Regions from separate parts of the Mus musculus genome. Here all the other regions are linked to region 2. Evidence: chromatin loops called from intact Hi-C (ENCODE). Cell type or tissue: left cerebral cortex. All regions are shown on one strand. Each heading gives the region's core, and the rest is flanking DNA. Links, peaks and the distances in the headings are about the cores only.

Evidence for each region. A loop is a pair of places that touch in the nucleus more often than their neighbours do. Peaks named below come from ENCODE experiments on the same cell type or tissue, not always from the same donor. Only the 100,000 strongest peaks of a DNase experiment are listed, where the experiment ranks them.
Region 1: it touches region 2 in a loop (2.9-fold over the local background); 16 of 42 quality-filtered maps call a loop at or near these places.
Region 3: it touches region 2 in a loop (4-fold over the local background); 14 of 42 quality-filtered maps call a loop at or near these places.
Region 4: a loop joins it to region 2, with 9 times the contacts of the local background. A loop is called at or near these places in 16 of 42 quality-filtered maps.
Region 5: a loop joins it to region 2, with 6 times the contacts of the local background. A loop is called at or near these places in 5 of 42 quality-filtered maps.

What each region holds. Positions count from the first base shown.
Region 1 is chr10:69,837,021-69,842,020 of GRCm38, reverse strand. All of the region lies in intron 7 of Ank3 (ankyrin 3, epithelial), which reads right to left. Among named protein-coding and RNA genes, the nearest start is that of Gm33416, 27 kb to the left of the region's middle. In left cerebral cortex, for the core only: no CTCF peak of the experiment used is centred there; a DNase peak (open chromatin) is centred at 2,313; H3K27ac peaks cover 632 bases.
Region 2 is chr10:69,449,525-69,455,586 of GRCm38, reverse strand. No RefSeq gene overlaps it. Among named protein-coding and RNA genes, the nearest start is that of Ank3, 81 kb to the left of the region's middle. In left cerebral cortex, for the core only: CTCF peaks have their summits at 864 (motif pointing right) and 3,210 (motif pointing left); DNase peaks (open chromatin) are centred at 921, 2,425 and 3,216; H3K4me3 peaks cover 328 bases.
Region 3 is chr10:69,532,733-69,538,629 of GRCm38, reverse strand. Ank3 (ankyrin 3, epithelial) reads right to left here and starts at 4,922. Exons shown (of 43, transcript NM_146005.3): 1 at 4,346-4,922. The coding sequence starts at 4,408. It overlaps Gm51806 (a long non-coding RNA gene), which reads right to left and starts at 4,340. Exons shown (of 2, transcript XR_003949008.1): 1 at 1,129-4,340; 2 at 1-1,081. In left cerebral cortex, for the core only: a CTCF peak has its summit at 2,824; DNase peaks (open chromatin) are centred at 3,323, 3,703, 4,529, 4,907 and 2 more places; H3K4me3 peaks cover 3,758 bases; H3K27ac peaks cover 2,524 bases.
Region 4 is chr10:69,843,328-69,848,327 of GRCm38, reverse strand. The region is part of intron 7 of Ank3 (ankyrin 3, epithelial); the gene reads right to left. Among named protein-coding and RNA genes, the nearest start is that of Gm33416, 21 kb to the left of the region's middle. In left cerebral cortex, for the core only: a CTCF peak has its summit at 2,406 (motif pointing right); DNase peaks (open chromatin) are centred at 2,405, 3,518 and 3,820; H3K27ac peaks cover 2,391 bases.
Region 5 is chr10:69,790,495-69,795,494 of GRCm38, reverse strand. The region is part of intron 1 of Ank3 (ankyrin 3, epithelial); the gene reads right to left. Among named protein-coding and RNA genes, the nearest start is that of Gm33416, 73 kb to the left of the region's middle. In left cerebral cortex, for the core only: a CTCF peak has its summit at 2,168 (motif pointing right); DNase peaks (open chromatin) are centred at 2,220 and 2,897; H3K4me3 peaks cover 446 bases; H3K27ac peaks cover 1,502 bases.

The DNA.
Region 1 (5,000 bases), core at 1-5,000, 390 kb before region 2:
TCAGGGAGTCCCAGGGAGGCCTCAGAGCTCTCCTGTCACAGGACTGTTGCATCCTATGTAAGGTGAGGGGACATTAGAAAGGACACCGAGAGACACATTCCCTAGGAAGTAAGTGACATGACTATATAATATATAAGACATAGAAGAGCAGGAGAAGTCCCTCAACATTTGTATTTGCACATATACGCCTTTTAAAAGGGCTACACACACACACACACACACACACATACACACACACACACACACACACACACGTCGGGCCAACAACTCACTTGTCATTCATGGGAGGGTTGTAGACATCTTATGTACCCTCATGTTTTCTAAAAATAACAGCCCTGGACATTGGCACAGGGCACAGTGGGAAAGTGGGTACTTTTCAGTACAACCAGACCTGTATCGTGCCAACACTGGGTCTCAGCTCACACCGGTGGTCTGTGTTCACCGGTGACTGTGACAGGCCTGTGTCAGCTTTACCTGCTCAGCAGCAACCCTCGCATCTGAGCTTTGAAATCCCCTGCCCTTCACTGCGGCAGAAGGTCTGTGTTACTTGTGATGAGAAATTTAGATTAAAACACAGAAAAAAAAACTTCAAGCTAGCTAGAGTCTTTAATCTGATGTGATTTGTCTTTGAGATAGCATTTTTACCACATAACTGAAGGTGACCTTGAACTCTTCACCTTCCTACCTGTCTCCCAAGTGCAGGTTCGCAGTAGTGTCTGGCAAAGCTGGCCTGATAGGAGTTTTGAACAAACTAAATCAAATTTTGCTTTAGAATGAATTAGCATATTAATGGAATGTGTTTTTCTCTTTTACCAAAGGATTTTTTTTCTCGATACATTCAAAATGTTACAGAATACATTAGCATTTGACAATGTGGTTTAACAGATAAGGACATCAGAATTTATTCGGTCTAATGGCCAGGAGAGAAAAAACTCAGGGTGGTTAAGCCATTTACAGAACTTGGATCTGGCCAAGATCTATAGCTCCCAATTCCCAGGTATCATCCTTCCCATTTTACCAAACCCTTTGGGCTTCCTTAAAAGCCACAATTTCATCACCCATACAAACAGTACCTTATTTAACTTTTCTATAATGTTATTGAATATAATTACTACTCTACCTGAAAAGTAAAGCATTAATAAGCCTACCCAACAGCTTCCTTTCCCTGTCATTTACTTCTCAATCATTTTTACATATGGTGGCTATACACGCATGCACGCGCGCACACACACAAAGTCAAACTCATACACACATATATGCTTTATATATAATGGAGAGAATTGGCTGTATAAATATTTATAGAGGATACTAACAGGATCTGGATAACCATTTAGAATATTGAGAAAACAAATTTACAGGATAAGCAAGCTTAATTATTTCAAACTTCTGGGTCTGTTATCTGGCCAAATGCCTAACAAAACACAGATCATGGCTGTTTCCCTGTTGGGAAGGTCTCCCGTTGCTCTTACACGGGGCTTCCTGGCCCTTTCCTCAATCACCTTCCACCTGGACTTTCACACAGACCTTTGCATCAGCAGCTTCACCCCTTAAAGACATCAAACTACAAAAATGTGGTTAAGACCCTAACTTCGTAGGGCACATTTTGCCTCCCACTTCTCATGAGGGGGAGCAGCAATCACCGGAATACAGTGATTGCCTCCTGGGCTTTGTGCAAGCGTACTGGGTCATTTCCTAGGAGATTTTACAATGACGCTTATTTTTTTTTCTTTTTCAAAACAGAAAAGACTTTGCTTTATTTTCACTACACACATGTGTGTCCGTATCTGTGTGTGGGTGTGCTCATGTGAACCAAAGTGCTGTCCTAGAGGTCAGAGGTATCGAAACTCCTGGAGAGGAGCAGAAACTACAGACAGCTGGAGCTGGGAACTGAACTTGGGTCCTCCAGATGAGCAGCAATGCTCTTAACCACTGGGCCATTTTATTACTTTATTTGCTCTTGTGTATTGAAGGTATGTGCACACGGGGGGCCTGTGTACTGTGGTGCATGGGTGGAGTTGGTTTTTTCCTTCCACCTTTTTTGTAAATTCCAGGGGTCAAAACCCCTGTTGCTGGGCCTCCACAGAAGGCAGCTTTCTCTGAGTCATCTCAGCACAGGCCACTGTTTATATGACAATGATTACCCCCACCCCCCAGGCTCCTACAAAAACCTGTGCTATGTATTTTCAACTCTAAAACTGGCTTAGAAAAAAGAAAGAAGACTGTTAACAATGAGAAGTAACCCTATGCCGGCTGTAACTTTACAGGCACTCCTTACACACCCACGTAGAAGCACAACTCACTGAGTGTGAGAACAGACCTGGTACCCAAGCTCCTACATGTGCTGTCTTGCTGGATGCTGGAGGGAATGAGCTATATCCTGTAATTACAGTGCGTCCACGTGACAGACAAATACCTCCCCTACCTCCATCAGAGGGCTGGCAAGAGATACAACTGTGACAGAATACACCTTAAATTCTAGCACCTGAGAGGCAGAGGAACACAGGTCCCACAAGCTCAAGAATAGGCTGGTCTGTATAGAGTGAGTTCCAGGCCAGAAGAGTCACATGAAAAATGAGGAAGGAAAAGCAAAAAATGTTCCTTTTTAAATCTCATTTAATACAAGATGGTCCTAGAAAGAGAGATATTAAGCTTATCCATATTTTACGAATGATCTCCAAGACTCAAAAGTAATTTGTCACACAGTTTTCCTGACTCCAGGTTGCTACTTCCTTCACTAGGCTAGTGCTGTGTTGGTGAGAAATTACCTGCAGCAAGCCTCCAATCTTAGGGAAGTATGGAGAATCTAGAAGAAGGCCACAACAGCAGTGGCTTGGGGTTGCTGGACTGTCACCTACGCTCAGTTCTAGAGCTTGCCCAACACTATGTGCACAATTTAAGACAAGCCAGTTGAGTTTCTTGACATCACATATTTCTTACCTATAAAATCAGGTTGCTAACACTGAACGCCTAGAAGGTCCCGAGATTAGACATGGAGCTAAGTGGGGCAGTCAGATGGGTCACTGAGGAAAGGCGGTTGTTGCCAAACCTTGATGTCCTGAGTTCGATCCCTGGGACCCCCATGATGGGGGAGGGGGTACAGAGCATGAATGTCTGCAGCTTGTCCTCTGCCCTCCACATGTGCCTGAAGCATGCATGGGTACACGCCCGAAGGTGTTCAAGTGCACGCGTGAGTGCACACACGAGTACACGCACACACACACACACACACATACAGAGTGCATACATGTGCACACGTGCACACAATTAAATGCAATAAAAGAAATAAAAAGGAATGGAGCCTGGTAGTTAAGAAGCATACAAGCGCCAGGCAGGACACTCTTCATTCCTATAGAGACAGTGACCAAAGCATATGAGATCATTGCTCCTCTTGAGGCTATTATGAAAGAATTATTTTGGATAGAGAAACTTCAGGTGATGCAGGCATGAAGTCACCTGGTGAAATCAGAAGGTTCTAGAAGAGGCAGCTCTCAAGATGAATACAGGGGGTATCAGAAGAGAATGTTTAGGGCCACAGCAAGACTGTGCTGTTGTGGGCAGCACAGCAGAGAAACCCGGGACATCAGGCTGGGGAGGGGCAGACACCACACTGGAAGCACACATGGTAACTAACAATGCATGTGCTATTCCTCAGTAGAAAGGGGTGGGGTCCTTCCTATCCGTGGCTGTTAATGCCAGAGATATGGAATAAGCTGTTCCCTCTGCTGAGGAATGCCTAGTTATTTCTCCCTTCTCAGCGTTCCCATAAAAACTCAAGTTCACTTTAAACTATCTTCAAGCAAGGTCATTTCTGCTTTTCCCTAGAGCAAGGGCAGGCCGATTCCCTACCTTGCGGCGACAATGCAGAATTTACATTGGATTTAAATTAAATGAAAGAGGGCTGATGACTGAGTGAAGAAATTATGTATGGGAAGGGTTACTGCTAAGAGAAGGAATAAGTATACGATACCATCTTAGCTCTGCGGCCCCCCAAGCCCCATCCCTCTGGCTTCACAGCCTGCTGGACTTCTGTGTAGCTAGCATAATGGGGTGACTTTCAATATACTAATAGTGGTAAATTACATATACCTTAACATTTTTTGTTTGTTTGTTTTAGCCACTACGTGCAGAGTGAAGTAAGCCTTCTGTGACTCGCACCGTGGCACAACCTCTCTCCAGAATTCTCTGCACCTTGAAAAGGGGAACTGTACGTAAGAGGACATCTGTCAAATCTTCGTTTTGCTTCTGTCTTGGTGTCTGTCTATCTGTCCATTACATTTCATGGATGCAATCACTTAGCGTTTGCTTTTACTGTGATGGCTCATTGCACCCGAGCAGAGGTCCTTTGTGTGGCATCTGGAGTGCAGTATGTTTCTCTTACTTTTCCTGAGGTTAGGTGATAGTCTAAATGCATTTGTGTGCCACCTCCTGCTGATCCATTCACCTGCCCCTGGACACTGGGGTCTTCAGCTTCTAGGTTTTCCTGAACAATGCTGCTAGCAAGCCAGCTGAACAATCTCCCTCCACAATGCTTTCTTTTTGTGGGGTTGGGCTGGGTGTGTACCCAAAAGTGTAATTGATGGTGCCTACAATAATTTTTGCTTTCTCTCTCTTTAAAAAAAAAGATTTATTTATTTAATGTATATGAGTGCTCTATCTGCATGTACACCTGTGTGCCATCAGAGATGGTTGTGAGCCACCATGAGGTTGCTGGGAATTGAACTCAGGACCTCTGCAAAAGCAGCCGGTGCTCTTAACTGCTGAGCCATCTCTCCAGCCCCCTTACAATAATTCTGTTAAGCAAACAAACACTCAACTCTTTTCATGGGGGCCAGATGATTTTACTTTCCTATCATGTATGTAAGAGTTCCCTGGTCTCCAAACTCTTGCTAAGGCTTGTCTTAGCTAAGCTGCTACCCTAATAGGCATTCAATACTCCGTATCAATTCTTTGTTACTCTTGTTTTAGAGCAGTGGTTCTCATCGTTCTTAAGGCTGTGATGC
Region 2 (6,062 bases), core at 605-5,604:
TCTATCAGGGAGGGGAATGCAGCGGAAAGATTTATGGGACTACTCCCCAGTCACGGTTCGGACCTTTCAAAGCAGGCTGGGGCTGGTTTTGGTGACTAACTGTCCATGCACACACTTACACACACACTCACACATGCATGCACGCACACATGAGCACAACATACACACATACACACGTACATACCTGCACAAACATATACACATATGTACACAAATATACACACACACAATACATGCACACACATGTACACACACAATACATGCACACACATGTACACACACACAATACATGCACATACATGTTCACATACACACATGCTGGCCCTCTTTGCTCAGCCACTTCCTCTTGTAGATTAGCTAAAGGAAGAGACTTCAGTGTGTCTCAGTAACTGCAAGCCATGTGGCAAGGAGGTATTCCATACCTATTATTTGAAGAAACAGTTTTTCAATCAGCAAGAAAAGCTATCCATGGATGTTGATTTAGAAAAATGCACTTTAATAGAGGCCCAGCTTAGACAGTTTTTGCTTGAAAGGTGGTGAGCTATTGCTGCTTTCCTGGAGTGCTCAAATTTAGACACAGAACTCAGGTATATTTTAGGAGTAATTGTCGTCTGTGGGCTTGATTAGGGCTGCCATTTTAATTACTGGGAAAATGATAAGATTTTTAAAAATACAAGTATCTTAATGCCTTTCACTGAATTTGAGACTATTTATAGGAGTGAGGGCTAGCATATACACATACATCTCATATATCCAAATGACATGATGCCCAAGAACTTGTCGTCTCTATTAGTCACTTTTATTGTTGCTGTAACAAAATACCTTTCAAAAGCAACTTAAAAGAAGGCAAGATTTATTCTGAGTCACCAGTGGAGGGCTCCAGTCCTTTGCTTCGGGGAAGGCATGTGAGACAGCTCAGGACATTGGATCTGAAGTCGGGAAGCAGAGAGTAGCAACGGTGCTCAGTCTGACTGAGTCTAGGATGCCAGCCTGCGGTGCTGCCCACATTGAAGGCAGCGCTTTCTTCCTCGGTTATACATCCTTATGCACATACCCAGTGGTCTATCTCCATGATGATTCTAAGTCTGGCCAAGCTGACAATGTGCATGTTCCCACTGCATTAGCTGATATCATCGACAGTAGCTAATCATCATCAAAATTTAAAATTTGTACACATTCTATTAAAAAAAAAAACAATCTTTAAAAGGTTAAGCTATTACTTATAAAATAGTTGGTATTCCAAAGGTTCGCTTGCATATGAATAATTTCAAACAAATCTCTCAGAACAGTATTTTTTGCCATTATTCACATTTAAGATTTTTTTCTTTTCTTTTCTTTTTTTTTTTTTTTTCTTTTTTTTTTGGCTTTCCGAGACAGGGTTTCTCTGTGTAGCCCTGGCTGTCCTGGAACTCACTCTGTAGACCAGGCTGGCCTCGAACTCAGAAATCTGCCTGCCTCTGCCTCCCAAGTGCTGGGATTAAAGGCGTGTGCCATCACCACCTGCCACATTTAAAATAAATGAATTCTCAGTGAGGTGCTATGGTTCAGAAAGTGAACATCACTGGCCTTTTCACGCCCTGAGACACTTGTTTCCCACAGTTCTCAGTAAGTGGATGCCAGCCCGGCCGTCCCCGGAAGGTTGCTGGGAATACAACAGAGAGCCAGCTGGTCAGACTGCACTGCGTGGCCTATCACACCGCAGAAAACGGCAGTGTGCAAAAACGCATTCAGAGCTGAGGGGGGAAAAATGTGCTGGAATAGATAGGAACTAGGTAAGGATCTGCCACAGAAGGAAGACCCCAGGTCACCTGGGAGGACAGGGGAGGAGTTTGTGGGGACATGTGACTAACAGTGGGCGTGGCCAAGTTCATGCAGTGCTGCATGGGGAACACCAGGCAGAAAGGAGAGTGTGCCCCAAGGTCTACAGGTTGGTTGCCAAAGGCCTGTGTAGCAAATTAGATAAAAAGCCTGCTGAGGCTGACACCCACAAGATGCGAGGAATGCTCAAACTGAGGACAGATCACACAGGACAGTGTTGAAGATCTGGGACTTATGGAGCCACGAGAAATCTGGGAATATCCTGAGAAGTGAGTTTGCTTTCAGAAAGCTTTTTGTGGGAGGAAAATATGGAGTGCCCCGGTTTGGGGCCTGTATCATTTGTCAAAATGCAAACCCCCTCATGCAGACCCCAAGATGGAGAGAGCCAAAGACTTGATTTCTGGATTGAAAGAAAACTGTGGGAGGTCATTGTGATCCGTGGGACTTCAACATTCAGGGAGTTGTCCCTTCTGGAAAAGAGGGAATGTGGGTCAGCATACACTACCACAGCCAAGAAAGCAAGCACCGCGACAGCCACAGCCGAGAAGTACCAGAGAAGCTGCAAAGAGCAAGGAAGAGGAGTCTAGGCGGTGTTCTCCGGACATCCCTATTGAAGCTACCAAGAGAGTCTGCGCAGAGTGCTCAGAGCGAGCCACGCTGCTGTGGACCGCAGTGCCAGCAGGCAGGACATGCAGAAGAGACCTGCAGGGAGTACTTTCATGGAAACTTACTTTGTTTTATTATTTGAACTAGGATCTGGACTCCAGCTAGGTAGACAAGAAGTGCCTTGACCTTCTTCTGATCCTTCTGCCTCTACTGCCCACGTGCTGGGGTTATGTGCAGTCACACACAATTTTATATGTGCTGGGAATGGAATCTAGAGACTCTTGCATGCTGGGCTTGCACACTACAACTTGGGCTAGGTCCTAGCCCTGGTATTTTAGACTTTGTAACATATTATACTCTGCAGCTGGCTGAAACTGTAGTGGGGGAGGGGGAGGGCGGTGCATGTGTACATACATAGACATATATACATACATGTGTGTGTCATCATAGACCACACAAACTTTTTCATGGATATACTTTGAACCGAAGGAATGATAACAGTAAAACATCTGGGTGCTTGTAAACTGCAACACTCGTGGTCAAGTAATTGGGTTTATACACGGAACGGGGTGAAGAAGACATGCTTAACCTCGGGGAAAGCTAAGACACCAAAGGCAATGGGGATGCTGGTTATAAACAAGGAAGAAAGGCTTGCCAGAACTCTGTTAAAGCCTATCTGCTTGTTTATTAAATTGTATTTTTCTAAATGAAATATGAAGTCATTTTTGCCTTAATTGTGCCAGATTGCAGTGAGGACAAATGGTCACGCCTGTAGCTTCTCTTCAAGCATGACACCACAGTGCCATCTACTGGCTGACGTGATATTCTCTCTCTCTTTCTCTCTCTCTCTCTCTCTCTCTCTCTCTCTCTCTCTCTCTCTCTCTCTCTCTCTCTCTCTCTCTCTCCATCTCTCTGGAGACCTGATTCTATGTAGCTCAAGCTGTCCCCAGACTCACTATATACCTGAGGAAACCTTGAATCTCTGGTCTGATCCTCCTGCCTCCACCTCCACAGAAACTGACAGAACTGGGATTATAGACATACACCATCACTTTTGGCTCAGGTGGTCCTGAGGCTAAAATCATGTTTTTTGTACATGCGAGGCAAGCCCTCTGAGCTACATTCTCAGCCCATGTAACACAAAATTAATTTGATAGTTTTTTACACAAATCACTGATTAGAACAGTAATAGTTACTCCAACGTAGTTGCCACTTAATATGTTAATAATTGACAATATCTAAGTATTTTTATAAGACTAGGATTTCCTGTAAAACCATATATACGTATGTTAAGAAGAGACAACAGAAGGTAGAATATAAAAACTTAGAAATCCTTCAAAACTAACAATGTCTAACATGAAACCAATTTATGCCATTGGGTCTTGTTAAACACCATCTCTTGGTTTCTTTATTGAAACTGGGGCAAATGTAGCCCAGGGTGGCCCCAAATGTCCTGTAGCCAAGGGTGACCTTGAGTTCTGGTGCCACAGACACATACCTCAAAGATGTCTGCAGATGGTTATGTTCATCAGCTGGCCACTGTAACCCCTTGGTTCAAAACATTCCTCCTCTGCCAACTATGGCAATACTGCCCCCAGTTAACTCTGCAGCCCTGGCAGGCATATGAAAGTGACACATACTACTAACAGTGCTAATACTTTGTAACAATGCTACTGATTTGAGTTCATCAAACTGATACTGTGTGTCCTTGGAGTAACCTTCCCTACCTGCATTTTTTAAACAATATTTATCCTAAGGCCATATGATAGGTTGACTCTGGCTCAGCCTCACATCTCATATTTGCCTTGTCTCTTGACTGCATCAAGAAGCTGGGTCAAGTGACTGACCTACACAGCCCAGGTTAGCGTGAGTGCACACTTGGCTGTTTGCACAAGGACTCACTTCTCAGAATGCTCCCGGTCATTAGGCAGCACCTGCCTCTTGTCCTCTAGGCTCACGAGAGGACTGAACCTCCCTGCTCCCTGTGCAATTAGGTGTGGCCTCTAAAAGATGCTTTAAGGGAACGGGTCCCCCCTCTTTGAGGGAGTGGAACGACCTTTTCACAGGGGTCACCTAAGAGCATCAGAAATTCAGATGCTTGCAATGTGGTTTATAGTAGCAAACTTGCAGTTACTAAGTAACAATGAAAATAATCTTCCGGTTGGGGAGGGGTGTCACCACACCATGAGGAACTGTATTAAAGTGTCTCAGCATTAGGAAATGTTAAGAGCCACTACTCTAAGGGGAGGCTCGGCTCAGTTCCATCAACTTCTGCTATCTTTTCTGCAGGGAGACGGCCCGAGGCCCCAATGTCTAGAGTAGGTAGGAGTTTCTGCTTAATCCTCCTGGCTAGAAAACAGAAGCAGGATACAAACATTCATACAAAGAGCCACTGAGGCCAGGATCGATGCTCTCTACTGGACAGCCTGCCCTGGTGGTTAAAACTGTCAGACTTGAAGACTGGGGTCCCCAAGCACTGGCCAGACCCAGTCTGCTACCTGTCTTTATAAAGTTGTATTGGAACAGAACCAAGGGAGGTGGCTCATTTGCAAACTGGACTTAACCTTGAGCTGCAGTAGCAGAGTCAAGTTCTAGAGGAGTCTACGCCAGTGGTTCACAACATATGGGTTGTGAGCGCTTTGGGGGGTCGAATGACCCTTTCACGGGGGTTATACATCAGATATCCTGCATATCAGATATTTACATTACAAACAGTAGCACAGTTCCGGTTACAAAGTAACAATGAAATAATGTTATGGTTGGGGGTCACCCCAACATGAGGAAGTGCATTGGAAGTTTATTAGGCAAGTGTATTAGGAAGGCTGAGATACACTGGTCTGTGATTCTTACATGATTTACTCTCTGACCATTACAAAAAACATTCCCCCATCTCCCCAATGCTAGCTAGGTCCTTCTAAAGAAACGATGATAAATAGGACACGCTGGCTAAGGAAGCAGGTGACGTGGGTACAAACAAACATCAGAAAATGTACCACGAACATGAAATAAAAGAGAGGGACGACATGGTGCTCTTGGTGCCTATGACTCTAAGTATTTTTCTGTCACCAGTTAAGGACACTGTGGAGGATTTGGAATTCAGTTTCTTCTCTGGGAAAAGCATCAACGTACTGTGCCCACTAGAGAGTTTAGCAATGTTAGCTCATCACAACGTTCTAATTCTCATCTTCACTTCAGAACTTCCAAAATTACTCTCATGAAAAAATATAAATGTATAATGTAATATGTATTATATAATATATGTTATAATATATATACATATATGATATATATGTATGTATGTATGAATGAAGGGTTGGGTCTGTGACTTGGTTGGTAGAGTCAAATAAAACTCTGGATTCAATTTCCAGTGCTGTATTCTCCAGGGATGGTGGTACACAGCTGCAATCCCAGCAGCTAGTATGTAAGAAAATTCAAAGTCATCTTCCATCACACAGCACGTTACAGTCATGCTGGGGAATAGAGGTCCTGTCTCAAAAATATATACCATGTATATATGTATGCATGTATGTATGTATGCATGTATGTATGTATGTATGTATGTATGTATGTGTACAGACAGGGAGGGAGAGAGAGAGAGAGAATATCTGTATAAATTGGAGATCATGCTAGGCAAGCTC
Region 3 (5,897 bases), core at 1-5,000, 84 kb before region 2:
AGCCTAAGTTTCATCCCAAGAATCCACATTAAAAACAAAAACGAACAAAGAGTCATGTGTGCTCTCCTTTCTGCCACTGTCATACCTGGCCACAATCCATCCCTGGGATCCTTCTCCCAAACACATAAGCTAAGGCTTAGATCCCTAAGGACACCAGGACTTTCCAAACCTTTCCTTGCCTTGCATTGTCTCTGGAAGGTTCTTACCACATTCATTTAGGAAACATGCAATTTCCTAAGACCTATCCAGACTAGTCCTTTCTCCTTTCCCATCTCTCCTTTCCTAACCTCCTCCCCCAACTAGAATTTGCTACTCCACCTTTCTGCCTCCAGACAACCTGTATCCACTTGTCTTTGGCACCCATAATACCTGCCCTCATCTCTACTCCGGACCACATCTGCTCAGTGAAGCACGTGTGAACAGACAGAACATCATCACCATTGTGTGTCCTGTGACACGGACCTAAGTAAGGCTGGAACCCTGATCAAACATTTCCACGTGGGTGCTGTTGTGGACTGAATTTCATCCCATCTACTACCCAAATTGTGGAAATAGAGTTCTCAAGAGATGGCTGTAGTTAAATGTGATCACGAGGTGATATCGTGGACCAGCACTACTGCTGGTCTTATTATAGAGGAAGACAGGGGGCTAGCCAGGGACATAGCCTTAGGGAGAGGGTGAGTGAGCAGCCTAAGAAGTCTGCAGGTTGGAAAGATTCAGAAGTTGACTGAATGGCACCTGGCCTCAGATTTCCAGCAGAGAGACCCCTGAGAGGGTAAAGTTCATCAAAGCCATGCTACATGGATGCTCTTTTATTACGTCACCCTGCACAGTGGCCTACAGGAATACCCAGAAAGCACAGTCATGAAATGTCACTTTGTGCATCCTCCCTGTGGTGGCTTGGTTCAACCAAACCAGCCTGGCATTTTTTTACAGTAAGGCAGAAAGAATGCTTGCCTGGCGGGCATTTCCTCTCCCAGGCAAGCCTGAAATCCCCCCCATGGAGATGGCTTAGTTGCTGTCATTCAATCACTCTAGAAAATATGATCCCGTCGATGATCTTTTCTTCTGCTTCTCGAACCTCTGATTGCTATGCTATCTGACTGATCTTTTCTTCTGCTTCTCGACCTCTGATTGCTATGCTATCTGACTGATCTTTTCTTCTGCTTCTCGACCTCTGTTTGCTATGCTATCTGACTGATCTTTTCTTCTGCTTCTCGAACCTCTGATTGCTATGCTATCTGACTGTTCTTCCTGCAAGACTTGCCCAGTTACAAGCAGGAGAAGATGAGCACGTGGGGCTCCTGGGTATTAGTAAACTCTTCTTCTCTTACTAGAAGAAGGAGAGATAAAGATCTTGGGTAAACAGTACATATGTATGCGCGCACACACACACACACCCTCTTCAAGGTCAACAGAATACAGGCATTATTAGTGAAAGGAATTGTCTTTATTAGATAATTTATTATTAGAGAACGGAAATAATTGATTGGCTCTGTTACACTGGTGTTGCCTTCTCGCTATTAAAAACACCTCCATGAGACAGTGTGAATCCAAATGTCCTAAGCTTGCTGACTGAGCTGAACACCATCCACAGCAGCACAAAATCTTCACAGCCATTTTGCCATGTACTTCCCTCTATACACAGATGTAACTTCATCCACAGACGGGTTTAATATAAAATGGAGGCCCATGTAACAGCATCCTTGAGTACTGAAAGGGTTTGGGAGGAGGTTGGGCAACACCACAGAGAGGGTGGGGTGAACGGCTCATCTGAGATGTTGCATGTGGCCACACCCACCGCTACTGCAGTGCAGGTCACTTGGGCCACTCAGACGCCTCCTGAGCTACTCCTGAGCTCTGATTTAAAAGCCAAACATAATTTCTTTTCTTTTTTTTAAAGTATATTCCATTTCATTCTCAACCACCTAGTTTAAAATTAATGCATATTCTCTTAAACATGTAAATATTTGCTGATTTAAAGAGACGATTCACTTTCAAACCAATAGTGAAAGATAATCTCTCTGAGCTGGAAAATATGAGACAAGGTTTCCTAACGGAAGAGCTGTTTGGTTTTTTTTTTTTTTTTTTTTTGTGGCTCTTCTAAACTCCTAGAGAGAAGTTACTTATTTAGCGCCAACTGCATACCAAGCGGCTGTGATGAACATCAGAGAGTCCATGTGCCTAAGAACACCGGACTCTAACACTAACTTGAATGCAGTGGCAGAAGAGGGGGGTGGACCATTCCCCAAGGGCCTGCTCTCTGCATACCAAGGTGAATCAAGGGATGGGACACTTGACCTTCAAGGATGCAAGGGATAACACTAAACCACTCGATACTGAAAGGCTCTCTTGGTGTCAAAGATAGGTGTGAGAAGAAAATGGTTTAGCTTGGGGGTGGGGGTGGATGCTGGTAAGAACTCCACTGTCCTTCACAGGAATGAAAGACAAAACATTGGCACAAGGGTGCAGTATTTTGAAGGACTGGAGTCTGGTGGTCTGGAATTTGGAGTCCACTGAGCCACAACACAGACTTTAGAAGTGGGGGGGGGGGGGGCAACGGAGGCTTTAGTCAAGAACATGGAGGCAGCAGGCAGGACACTGTGGCATCGAATGGGAAGGGCTCATGGCTGTCTAATGCATTGTGCGCTGCACCACACAGAATCACCTCATGGGAGACATGAGATAATGCCGGAAAAAAAATTTCAAGGGGAAGGGGGGAGAAAAAAAAAAAAAAGAATCAGGTCCAAAGAGTCCACGTGATTTACAGCCACCCCAAGACGCTGTTCATTTTCATCTAGATTGGGCTGTCAGGCTTCATGTGTCCGCCTGGGTTCTCTGTGACACTCTGTGTTCAGAATCGTGGTGGAGCCTGTCAGGCACTTAAGGGGATCAGCTCAGAAACATGAGCAGAGCTGACAGTTTGCCTTGAGAAAGGCCACCCCTCGGCTAGGCATTAAGCAAATCATTTGTGCTGTGCAGCTGCGACCCGCTCCCTGGGGAAATCACACTCGCACCTTTTCTGATACCGTCAAGCCCTGTGGAGCCAAGGTCCAAGAGGGGAGAGCTGACTTCAAACCAATCTGTACAGCTTCACTTGGTAGGGTGTTGAACGGCTGCCCAAGAATGTTGGCATGTCCCCGAACATGCCTCAGCTGAGCCTGCTGGTAGCAGCTCCATTAAAGTATGTCTTATTCAGAGGAACCTTTTTCATAAATAGTAAGTAGGCTATGAGCATTTTTTGAAATGCTTGATCGATTCAAGCAAGGGTTGCAATCTTTCATGTTCTCTACTATACCCAATCATTCCCTGGGCGTCCACTGGCTGAGCATACATCACATTGGGAGGCAAGGAATCATTTTAAAGAGACATCAGCAGATATATCAGACCTGGGCATTAAAGCATAAAAATCTAAGAATTCGAACTGAAGACGCAGAGAGCCCATCACCCATCCTCCTTCAACAAGCCATGAGCTACAGTCCTGTTTCAAGGGACCTGTTTTTCTTTGTTCCAGATGTATCTAGCCTTGCCTCTGGTGGCACACCTTAAATCTGAGACAGTTTATGAGCCACAGTGGGTTAAAAAAAAAATCACAGTCCCGCATCTGAGAATCACCTTTCTTTCCCATTTCAAAATGAACAGAAAAGTTCAGGGCACATCTTAGGATGACACGCACATTCGTGACACCCAGAATGAATCTACAGGTTTGCTGCAATCCTCTGCCGCTCTTTTGACAAAACCTCAAACCGCGTGGAAAGCAGAATGAATCCCATGAACTGAATGGATCCTGGAGACATATGGCTGACAGGCAGCTGGGCTGAATGCAGACCCGAGATTTATCCGCCATCAAAGGAATCGATAATTAAAATGGAGCTCACCTCCATGCTGGGTTTTTTTTTTAAAGTCTAACTACAGGTTTCCCCAAGTTTGCCTAAAATATATATTAAAGCTTAGCATCCATAACATAAGAATATTCATTAGTAATTGTACCCTACCGATCACAAGCATGGGGAAAATTCAAAAGGTAGGGGAAACACACCCACTCACATAATTAGGACATATGTTTACTTAATGTTCCTTTCATTGCTATTAGAGGGAACACTAGCTCAGCAAATCCAAATCACAATGTTTTAACTGTTTCAATATTGTAGCCATAGACCCCAGTCGAGGTGTTTGCCAGCAACCCAGAACACACCCCATTAACAGGGGAGAAAAAAACAAAAGCAATTCTTGCTTCTAGTGGCTTCTTTCTCGGGCTAAAGACAGCTCTCTGGAAAAGGCAGCCTCCAGATCACCTCCCGGGAGCCGGGAGAACAATGAAGAACGTGTTGATCCTGCCTCTTACCTTTTTTCCTTTCCTCTTCCTATGAGCAGGCTTGGCGGGCTTCTCCTTTGGCTCTTCACTCATCTTTCCTTGAGATCAGGGGAGTTGAGACGAGGCAGGAGATCACCTTCCGTGTTCCCACATCCAAACCCACGGCAAAGAGTCACAGCATTGAGACCAAAGTCCATTTAGGGAACTCCCCAGGCAGAGCGGCTGCTTCAAGCCAGCCCTGGCTGCTGTCACGGGCAACTCAGCTCGCCTCAGGGAGGAACTGGGTGTTCTCTCCAGCAAAGCCCTGGTTATTCCTCCAAAGAAAAATCAATATTCCAACCCTTTGTTTTCTTCCTTCCTTTCTTCCTTCTTTCTTTTTCTTCCTTTCTCTCTCTTTTTATTTGTTTTTTTAGCCAGTCGTTACCCCGAGAAAAGATCTTGACAACATTTCAGGGCTTGCTTCTCCACGGTGATTCTAGCTTGGAAATGGTGAGAGAGAGAAAGGGGGAGGCATACGTGCATGTGCGCTGCACACACACACACACACACACACACACACACACACACACACACACACAGGAATAAGCTAGACTGCTGACGAATCTCTGAAGCGTCCCAGGGGCTGGCTCACTGCAGTTTGCAAGCTGGGAAGCCAAGCCGAATGTAAATGCTCTGAGATCAAGCCTCCAGAGGACACATGTGTTGAAAGCATTGGGTATACCCAGGAGGCAGCAGTGGGGGTGGTAACGAGAGATCGGGTTACTGGTTCGTGAAAACACACACACACACACACACACACACACACACACATTCTCTCTCTCTCTCTCTCTCTCTCTCTCTCTCCCCCACCCCCAACCCCAACCCCATGATTAAAAACAATAAAGAGACCTGTTACTACAGAAGACAAAGCTGGATTCTTACCCAGTGAGGTGGTTTTTGTTGTTGTTGTTTGTTTTGTTTTAAAATGTAATTAGCAAAAAATAAATAAAATAAAATAAAATAAAGTTTGCAGATTGCCTAACCAAAGCTATGGACTTCTAATGAAGAATCTGTCACACGGAGCCCATACCTAAGTTGCCAGTACCACATTCAAGCTTTGGTCATGAATATATCAAACCAACCATGAAAAGGAGCCCTCCAGAATATTCAAGAAATCCAAAAGGTTCAGCCCCTGGCTTTTTCTGTGCCAGAAACATCCTGTGCTCCTGGATAAGGCACTCAGGTCAGTGCAGGTCTCTGGCCACATTACAGCCACCACAGGGTCCCCAAGCACACAGAGGCACACACTCCTGCTCTGGGCCACCAAGATTTTGAGAGGTCTCTGGGTGACTTCACTCCTTTGTGGAAAGTCTCCAAAATGGTCCACGCATCGGAACACAGCTGATTTACTGTCGGGTGTGGTCGCTTAAGCATCTTTGGAAAGTGTTAGGAATCCATTCTTGTTAGGAAGGAATAAGGTTCTGGGTCCCCCCCCCCCAATCCCGGCCAGATCACCTTTAAGATGGAAGCAGGTCCCTTGAGCTAAAACACATGTACACTAGGAAGGGAGGAACGAGCGGGAATCCAGAGAGGAGGCTGGCTC
Region 4 (5,000 bases), core at 1-5,000, 390 kb before region 2:
ATCCTCCTTATCCAGGTTCACTAAATATCAGCCTTGGAGCTGGGCACAGACAGAGCCTGCTTTGCACAGTCAGGGCCCTGAGTTCAAGTCACAGCCCCTCCTCTACACCAATCAACCTTTGGCTTCTACCACACTGTATTCTCTTGCTGCAAGACCCAAGAAGAGAATGAGAATCTAATAAGTAGCTCAATTAAATCAACTTTAATGGAGAACGAGTCTTTTGAGATGGGGGCAGGCTAGGGAGAAAGACAGGGAGATGATATATATGTGGGGAGGGGGGGGAGAGGGAGAGGGGCAGGGGGAGGGGGAGAGGGAGAGAGAGAGAGAGAGAGAGAGAGAGAGAGAGAGAGAGAGAGAGAGAGAGAGAGAGAGAGAGAGATATGCTGGCAATGCTGTTATCAGAAATAAAGCAGTAGAAATAACACCCAGTGTCTAAGCCTCCACCTGTGCTCAAACTCTATGGCCCTTTCTGAGTGTCTGGGTTCATCTTGATGCTTCATTTGCTCCCAGATCCTTCACAAGCCTTTCACTCTGCAAAGCTCACCACTCTCTCTTCCATTTCCTCCATGCTTATTTCTTCACTGAAGAAATCCAATAGTTTACTCTCTAAAAATTTCCACCACATTTATCTGGCTGACTGCATTTTCACGGAGTGCTGTTTGACATGAACTTTGACCCGATATTGTTGGCAAATTGTTAATGCTTGAACTGAAAATTATTTTATTATTTGTCTCCTACCTATCTTTCTATCATCGTCATCTATCTATCTATGTATCATCTGTGTATCTATGCATCTATCTATCTATCTATCTATCTATCTATCTATCTATGTATCACCAATGTATCTATCTATGTATCTATCATCTATCTATGTATCATCTATATATTTATGTATTATGTATGTATCATCTATCTATATATCTATCAATCATCTATCTATGTATCAACTATGTATCTATCTATCTATCATCTATCTATCTATTATCTATATATGTATGTGTCTATCTTTTATCTATATATCTATGTATAATGTATATATCTATATATCTATGTATCTATCTATGTATGTATCTATGTATCTATCTATTTATCAATGTATCAACTATGTATCTATGTTTCTATGTATCTATGTATCATCTCTGTGTCATCTGTCTATATATGTTATCTATCTTTATGTGTACATGTATGTGTGCTTTTGTGTGCTTATGCCACATGTGTAAACAGATGCCCTTGGAGATCAGAAGGATGAATTGGATCCCTGGAGCTGGAGTTACAGTGGTTGTGAACCTCTCAGTGTGGTACCAAGAGCTAAACTTGATCCTTTCATAGATCAGCAAGCATGTGTGCATGTATGTGTGTCTATATGTGTTCCTGGTTCCTGTGTGTGCACATGTGTGTGTGTGTCTACATCTATATGTGCTCCTGATTCCTGTGTGTGCACATGTGTGTGTGTCTGCATCTATATGTGCTCCTGATCCCTGTGTGTGTACATGTATGTCTCTGCATCTGTGTGTATTCCTCCTGATATTTCTATGGCTTTTAAACAAAATTTTCTGTTTGTTTGCTTTGTCCTAATCTGACTTGTTTGTTTTTTGGTTTATCTTATTTTATTCTTCTTCTTCAGATTCCTGTTTTTTTTTTTTAAGGAGAGACAGAAAGAATGCCACCCTGGTCTACAAAGTGAGTTTCAGGACAGCCAGGGCTATACCCTGTCTCAAAAAACCAAAAAAAAAAAAAAAAAAAAAAAAAAAGAAAAGAAAAGAAAAGAAAAGAAAAGAAAAGAAAAAAAAATGTGGATCCAGGTAGTAGGGGAGGTGGGGAGGAACTGGGAGGAGCTGGGGTAAGGAAAACTATAATTAGAATACATTTTATAAAAAAGAATCTATTTTCAAAAAAGGAAAATAAGTGGGTAAAACTGATGCCTGTGTGTGTGTGTGTGCGAGCGTGTGCGTGTGCGTGTGCGTGTGTGTGTGTGTGTGTGTGTGATATCAATAATCCCAGGATATTGTACATGCCAGGCAAGCAATCTATTACTGATCTACATTCCCAGTCCCCAGATAAACATTCGATGCACAGAGTCAGACGGCAGAATCTTGTACTTTGCAGGCCACACACCCCCCGGGAGGTACCTGCTCACCTCTGCCTCACAAGATCCACAAGCAAGAATGGCTATTCTGTGGACAGTCACGTGCTGCTTTAGATCAGCCAGCTTCTGGCCGAAGACTTCAGCTGGGTGGACCGGATTGGGAACCCTGGGTGACAAGCTCAGGGTGGGCTTTACTGGGATTGACAACAGTGGGAGGCTAGCATGCCCTGGGGTGACTTGAGGTTTGATCTGTCTGTCTGAGTCCAACCAGCAGCACTATGTGAGCAAATCTAGTTCTTAGCCAGTAGGGGGAGCACTGAGCTAGGGAACAACCCAGGAAGCAGTTGAACTGAGCTCAGTGAGCCCAGGACTAAGGCCACTGCTTCCCTGCTATTATTGTTCCTTAAGGAAAGGGATTTCCCAGGGTTGAAGCCTTTATTAACCCTTGTCACACAGGCCGATTGATTGGCAGGGTGAAGACCTCCAGTATCTTCTTCCTCTGCTTTCGTCTGTAGTCTGTTCTCTCCCACAAAGCTGAGTTACATAGCCAATGGGGGCATGAAGCCTAACGCCTTGGACTTCCTATAGAGGAAGCCTCTATATTTCTAAAACTCTTAGAAAGTATTATAAAAGGAACTGAGGAGACAGCTCAGGTGGTAAAGTGTTTGCTATGTAAGCTGGGGGCACTGCCACATATGTATAATCCCGGCACTGGGGAGGCAGAGGCAGACAGACCTCTGGGCTTGCTGGCCAGATGGGCTAGCTGTCTTAGGGTTTTACTGCTGTGCACAGACACCATAATCAAGGCAAGTCTTATAATGACAGCATTTAATTGGAGCTGGCTTACAGGTCCAGAGGTTCAGTCCATTATCATCAAGGTGGGAGCATGGCAGCATCCAGGCAGGCATGGTGCAGGCAGAGCTGAGAGTTCTACATCTTCATCTGAAGACTGCTAGTGGAAGACTGACTTCAAGGCAGCTAGGATGAGGGTTTTAAGCCCTCTCCCACAATAACCTCACCTACTCCAACTAAGGCAACACCCACTCCAACAAGACCACACCTCCTAATAGTACAACTCCCTGGGCCAAGCATGTATAAACAAACCATCACACTAGCCTTATTTGCTATTCCTAGGTCTCAGTGAGAGACTCTGCCGCAAACAAATAAGGTGAACAGTTTCTGTGGGATGGCACTTGAGGTTGACCTCTGGCCTTGATATGCACAGTATGCATATACATTGCATGTACACATACATGAACATGCAATGAATGAGCACATGTGCACGTGTGCACATACAAATACAGCTTGCAGATCTAAGGCTCGGTTTTTATCCTTGCAACAATCCAATGGATGGTTCAAAAATAACTCCATCTGCTAAAATGAGACATAGAACTGTTGCCAATTAAGAACGTTTGCTGGTGGCAGGGTTGGAATCACAACTCCACCTGCAGACCCTCTTACACTGGTATTCTAGGATCAGAATACCTCTATCTAAAGACTCTGCTTCTCAAGTGTCAAATGACCTTCATACTGACAGGCACTGGGTCCCTTGTCATCCTTACCTCCCATAAGAGCTAGTTCTGAGAACTGGGAGCAAATCAAGACAGAAAGTGCTCCTGTGGAGGAATTGATGGGTATTTGCATATTGATTCTTCAGGTAAGGAGAAGGTCTCCTGCCTTCCCCTCGAACAGGGCCAGAACTGTGTTTCTATTGTGAAGCTGACAGCAGCACATCGAAAAAGGCGGATGATGTCAAGAGACTGAGAGCTTTGTTTCTCAGAGCCTGTGTTTCCTACTGGGATTGTGTCGGTTGGTACGAGCTTGCTGGGATTCAGGCTGGCATGAAGAGCCTTCAGTTCCACAACTGCAGATAGAAGGGAGGGTTTGGATGCCGTGGTGGAAAGGCCCCCAAATGTATAAGCCTCGAGGCCTGATAAACTCCTTACTAAAGCCTGGGCTAGCACGGAGGACCCGTGCCCCCGATCCAGGCAGAGTCTAGCTCAGAGTGACAAGCAGCGGCAGCCAACAGCATGAGAGAATTCTGCTGGACTGCTGGAGGAGAGAGAGAGAGAGAGAGAGAGAGAGAGAGAGAGAGAGAGAGAGAGAGAGAGGTTGGGAGGGAGGCAGAGAGATAGGTGAGAGGACTGACTGCAAGTGGGGTGTTTTTGAGTCTAGCAAAGTCTCCATCGGAGGAATCTAAAGACTGGGTAATGTGAAATCTCTGTTGGGTCCATCCCTGATGACCAGATGCTGGCTCTCACATACACTCAACCTCTGTGTCATCTCTCCAGCTCAGTGTTCAACATTCTTAGCAGGGAAAACTCAAACGGCTTTAAGACTCTATCTTATCCCGTTCAGAATGACCATCTTTGTTAAATGAATGGCAGGGCATGCTGGCGCGATGTGAGGAAAGAGGAACCCTTATATACTAGCTGGAGCGAGTGTAAGCTTGCCTACCAATTACGGAAATTGGTTTGGAGGTTTCTTAAAAACCGGAAACTAGAACTACCAAATGGTCCTGGTGCACCTGTCGGGATTGAGAACAGAGGACTGAAGTCAACACACTACAAGACACTTGTGTGTCCTGCGGGTATTGCATTCACAAAAGCCTTGTTGTAGAGTCTGCTAGGTGCTCATCAACAGATGCATAGCTACAGAAAATGAAGTGGTTGTATGCAATGACATTTTCCTGTCTGTGTCATATGTGCTTGTTCATCTTTGTGGATTCCAGAGTGTGCGCACATATGTGTGTGTGCATGTCCATGTGTTGTTCCTATCCTTTCTGCCTTGTTCTCCCCACAACCCCCACTGTGTGAGCTCACAGGCTACCTGTGAACTTCTGAGGCCTCTCCTGTTTCTCTCTCCCACCTCCCTGTAGCAGGCCTACAATGGAATTTTACACAGCAGTAAAGAA
Region 5 (5,000 bases), core at 1-5,000, 340 kb before region 2:
CTCCTATGACTAATGGTGAGTTGTGACTGTTCCAATTTATCAAAGACTGTAACAACGTTAATTAAGTTCTGCTGTGGCTAGGATAGTGTGAAAATAGGTGTGGTTACTCATTTAAAGTATTTATGAACCTTAACCTTAACAGGAAGCACTCACGTTATTCTATTCTAGGGTATCTTTGTACAGGACAAGCTTGTCTGTACTTGTATAAAGGCAAAGCCATACAAAAGGATACACTAATCTTAAATCTTACACTAAATCTTTGATCATTCTAATATGTAACCAATTGTATCAATAGCCTAAAAAGTAACCACAGGCATAGAAATTATTTTTAAGAACTATAATTGGCAGATATATTTATTACCAGTCTGAAACTTCTGCTGCACTTGGGCATGGTTTAGCTCTGGGAACAAAGAGACACAAGAGAAGTGCTAACTCACACAGTGGAAGAAACGACTTCCACAGTCTTGTCAGAGCTCGGGAGCCTTGGGCTGTGAACAGTGCTGGTTTCTTACTTTCCTGTTGCTGTGATAAGATACCCAGATAAAAGCAACGTTAAGGGACAAAGGGTTCACTTTGGCTTACAGTTTAAAGGTTCAGTCCATTAATGGTGGGCATCTTGGTTAACTCTGTCTACTTAATACAACCCAGAATTACCTAAGAAGGGAATCTCAATTAGAGAACTGCCTAGCTCAGATTGGGCTACGGGTTAGATTGGTCTTTGGGGGACTGTCTTGATTGTTGAGGTTGGAGGGTCCACTGTGGGTGGTAAAAGCCCTAGGCAAGTGGTGCTGAACCATATAAGAAAGCTAGATGAGAATAAAACAGCCTGTGGGTCAGCAGGCAGCATCCTTCAGGGATGCTGTACTTTCCTCCATCAGAGGTAAGATGTGTGAATAGCAAACAGGGCTGCCACCATGTTCCTGCCTTGACTTCCCTCAATGGTGGTCAGAAACCTGGAATGTCAAGGTGGAATAAATCCTTTTCTCTCTTAAGTTTTTGTTTGCTTGTTCGTTAGTTTTGTTTTGGGATGAAACTAGAACCCTGGGGACATGGCAATGAACTAGAGACATCTAGCCACACTGTATCCACTATCAGAAGACAGAAGGAGATGGGTTTTAGTGCCTACCCAGCTCACTCTCTGTTTTATTCAGCCCAGGACTACAGCCTATGTGATGGTGCCTCCCATAGTTAAGGTGGCTCTTCCCATCTTAATTAACCTGTTCTAGATAGCTCCTTTATAGCCACTCCCAGAGGCGTGTCTCCTGGCTGATCCCAGATTCCTCCAGTTGACAGTCAATGTTAATGATTGCAGGCAGAGAATTTCCTTATCTGAACACATAAATTCAAGGAAACTCAGTCCTTTTGGTGACCACATTTCTTTCAGGGACTTTTCTTTTTCCAAAGGGGAACGCAATGTGGACTGGAAGAAGACAGCAGGTAACATTGATAATAGTCTATATTTGAGGTATCATATACAGTCTATATATGAAAGGGGTCCCCAGTATTAATGCGAGACCCAAATCCTTTCCTGTCTGTTGGGAAGAATGGTAGACTCATGGGACCGTAACCTTTCTCATGGCCAGTCATTCCCTGCTTAGTTCTGGTCACGGTTATCATCTGGTTCCTTTGCTTCTGGTTTCCCTCACATGATCATGTCCTGTTTGCCTGTGACTTAGAGGAAGCCTGCAAAGTATTGGATACCAAGGAATGTGGCTGTCTGGAGCAACCATCCCCCAAGGAACATTAGGTGTATATCATGAAGTCTTTATTTACAATGTGGTTAGGATACTAGGTCCTTATGTATCTGCCTTGACTCACTGCAATATTGTTTATTAAATAGTGAGTGTATTAAATATTAAATATTAGTGAGTATATTAAATATTGTTTATTAAATAGTGAGCGTAGAGCTTAAAACCAGTAGATTTGATACAATAGCGATTCAGTATCAGCCAGTAGCTTGTTGTTACAGAACAAAAATGTACGATCCTATTTTTTTTAAAGCACATTTTATTTCTTGAGGTAAGAAAAGGTCACCGTGCCTTGTCTTTTGTATGGTCAGAAAACTGAAGGAAAGAAAATTCGTTCAGAATGTCACTTGGGCTCCGTGGGGTTATGATTTGAGTATGAAATGTCCCCTGCGGGCGCCTATGCTTGAACACTTAGTCTCCAGCAGGTGGCACTGTGTTGTAAGGTCATGGAAGCTTTAGGGGGTGGAGTCACGTTGAAGGACGTGGGTCTCTCACTGGAGGACTGGCCTCACTTCTCCAGGCTGCCTCAGGACTGCAGAGGCACTGTCTGCAGCAAACCTCAGACCTAAGCTGCCTGCCTTTCCCACTAAGTTGCTTCTTGTCAAGTATTTAATCACAACAGCAGGGAAGTACCTGGCCAACGCGGATTTAATGCTTTTCTCTATCCTTCATGTTACAAGAAGACAATACTACATCACTACACTACAGTGTAAATTAGAACGACTTAGCTGAACTTTCCCGCCTGCACCCCTCCCATTTTCCTCCTCTCCCTGCACCCCCCATTTGGGCCCCTAATTTGGATGTGCTTTCCAAATTCCACTGATCCAACCTCCCTTTCCACAAAGGACAATCCATGTCACTTCATGTGGCTTAGAGAACACAAGTCCCTTATCTAAGTCTAAACAGGATTTACTCCTCACGCGGCAGTATGACAATGGTGGCAGACAGGTCTGTCTTTTAAAGAGAAAACGAAGTAGGAGAGTATCATGCAATCAAAACTTGGAGGTCTTTGTTAACAAGGCAAATATGACTTTATTCCATGGGATTAGCTAAACAAGAACAGCGGCTTTGAAAATACCCCTCTATGCTACTGGATGCTGCAGACACTCAGAATCTGCGCGGAAGCAACTTCCGGTGTTCCGTGTGGGGGATTACATAAATGCGTCGGCTGCTTGGGACTTTTCCATTTATTTAGCATAGTGTGAATCAAAACCAGGTTGAAAAGCTCAAGCCTCGGGATTCTTATTAAGTGGGAGCTCTTGACATGTGTCCTAAAATATTTAATCCAGGGACCAATTTAAACTTAGCAACTCAAAACAGCAACAGTGATAGGCTAAAACTGGGCTAGGTAGACAGAGGTAAAAAAAAAATTTACTTGAGTAGATGAACATTTTCTTGAGTTCTTTTTGACTTTGTTTCTGAGTGTGGTCAGGCTTAATATTGTGAACGAAAATACTGACTTGCACGCTTCCCAAATAACACTCTTTGTGGTAAGATCAGCCAGGAAATGACAGTTTGCTGGACTAGGATTCCTAGTTAGATAATTAAAGGCCTGGAGACCAAAGGCTGGGCGGAATTGAAGGGTGAGCCACACGGCACCAGAGGGAGGGAGGGGGAAATTAGCCGGTGAGATGAAGGCTTGAACTGATCATGCTAAACTCTGCACAACAGATGGTGCAGCTGGAGCTGTTGGTAAACGAAACCATTCCCCTTCCACGAGTCTACTGAGAGGAGACTCAATATGCCACAGTTCTTCCCAACCAATTTTTAATAATTCCATGGGTTGAAAAGGATAATTCAACACACACATCCAATGTCGGATGGTCAAATCAGGACGTCTATCCAACTTTTCATTTCCATGTCAAACCATGGTTACTAAGAAGGTTTTAGAAGTTTGTGCTAAAGACACAGTGAGGAAAGTGTGGTTCTGCTGCTGTCCCGGTGGTGGTGGGGATTGAACTCAGGACCCCTCCCAGCTAAGGAAAGCACTTGGCTCCTAGGTTACATCCACAGCCGTCAGTAAGTTCTCACTATATGATAATGTACTGATCAAGAACTATGATCACTGGATACAATGGATTCCAAGAAGAGGTAAGTGAAATGAGACAAGAGTCTGACAGAAACACAAAATGATTTGGGTATCTTAATTCATTCATCCTTCCCTTGGTTAAAATTTGCAAAGGAAACATTACCAGTTTTCCACTGAATACAGTAAAAAAAAAATTTTTTTTAAATGAGCAAATATGTATGGGATGATCAACAACTTTTTTAAGTCCAAGAAAAACATAACAAAGATAGCTTGCTCTGTGTGAGTGTGTGTGTGTGTGTTTGTTTTTTGGCTATACATTTAAGAGAAGACTTCAGCCTAGCCTCAAGGTGGTTTATCTTGGTTGTTGGAAAGGTTATTGAAAACTGCAGGTCTGAACGGTTACAAGGCAGTAGGTGTCTTTTGGGTTACTGTGGTTTTAACAATTGGATACGCTACAAAACGTACTGGGAGTGAAGACTAACATTCAGGAGCTGTACCCATGTGCAGACGAAAGAGCTGGTTCAGAGGTATCTATCGTGGACGGACAGCAAGTGCTAGGCTAATCCATCTTTGCTGGCTTAACCATTTCTGATTTTAGGCTCTGTACCCTTGATGCCTCTCTTCAAACCTGGCTCCTCAACTCACAAGTGACGTGATCTTACATGAGTGGGAATTCAAACCATAACAAACCCTCACTGTAAAAGTAAAAACAGCTGTAAGATTTAGCTCCCAGGACTGCTAATCTAAAGGGCCCGAACAAATGAAACAGCACAAAAGGACTCCCTGATTACCATGGCCATCCACTGTTACTTTAAAGTCGTCTCTTACAGCCTGCTTGCTAAGTTGTTTGGTTGGGACCATTAAAGTAAGTGGATATCACTGTCCACCCAGGGACCAAATCCATGAGCCTGACCTAATTTGCATAATGCTTCTTAGCAACTGAGCATAAAACCAGCCAAAGGCTGACCAGGCAATGTATCTACAGGCACGTCCCTTGAGGTTAGTTGTCTCAGGGGGCCCTGTCCATTCTCAACTATCATTTATAGTGCCCAGGAAAAAATAAAACCGGAAAAAATTAAATTAATTTATTTTCAAATAAGAAAAGCAACTTTATTACATGGAACCATCAGATGCATGTTATGGGAAAATATCAATTATATTTTTTCCTGAAATAAAGAAGGCAAAGACTGCTCTTACTTTTAGGGTATGCAAATGTCTTAAGG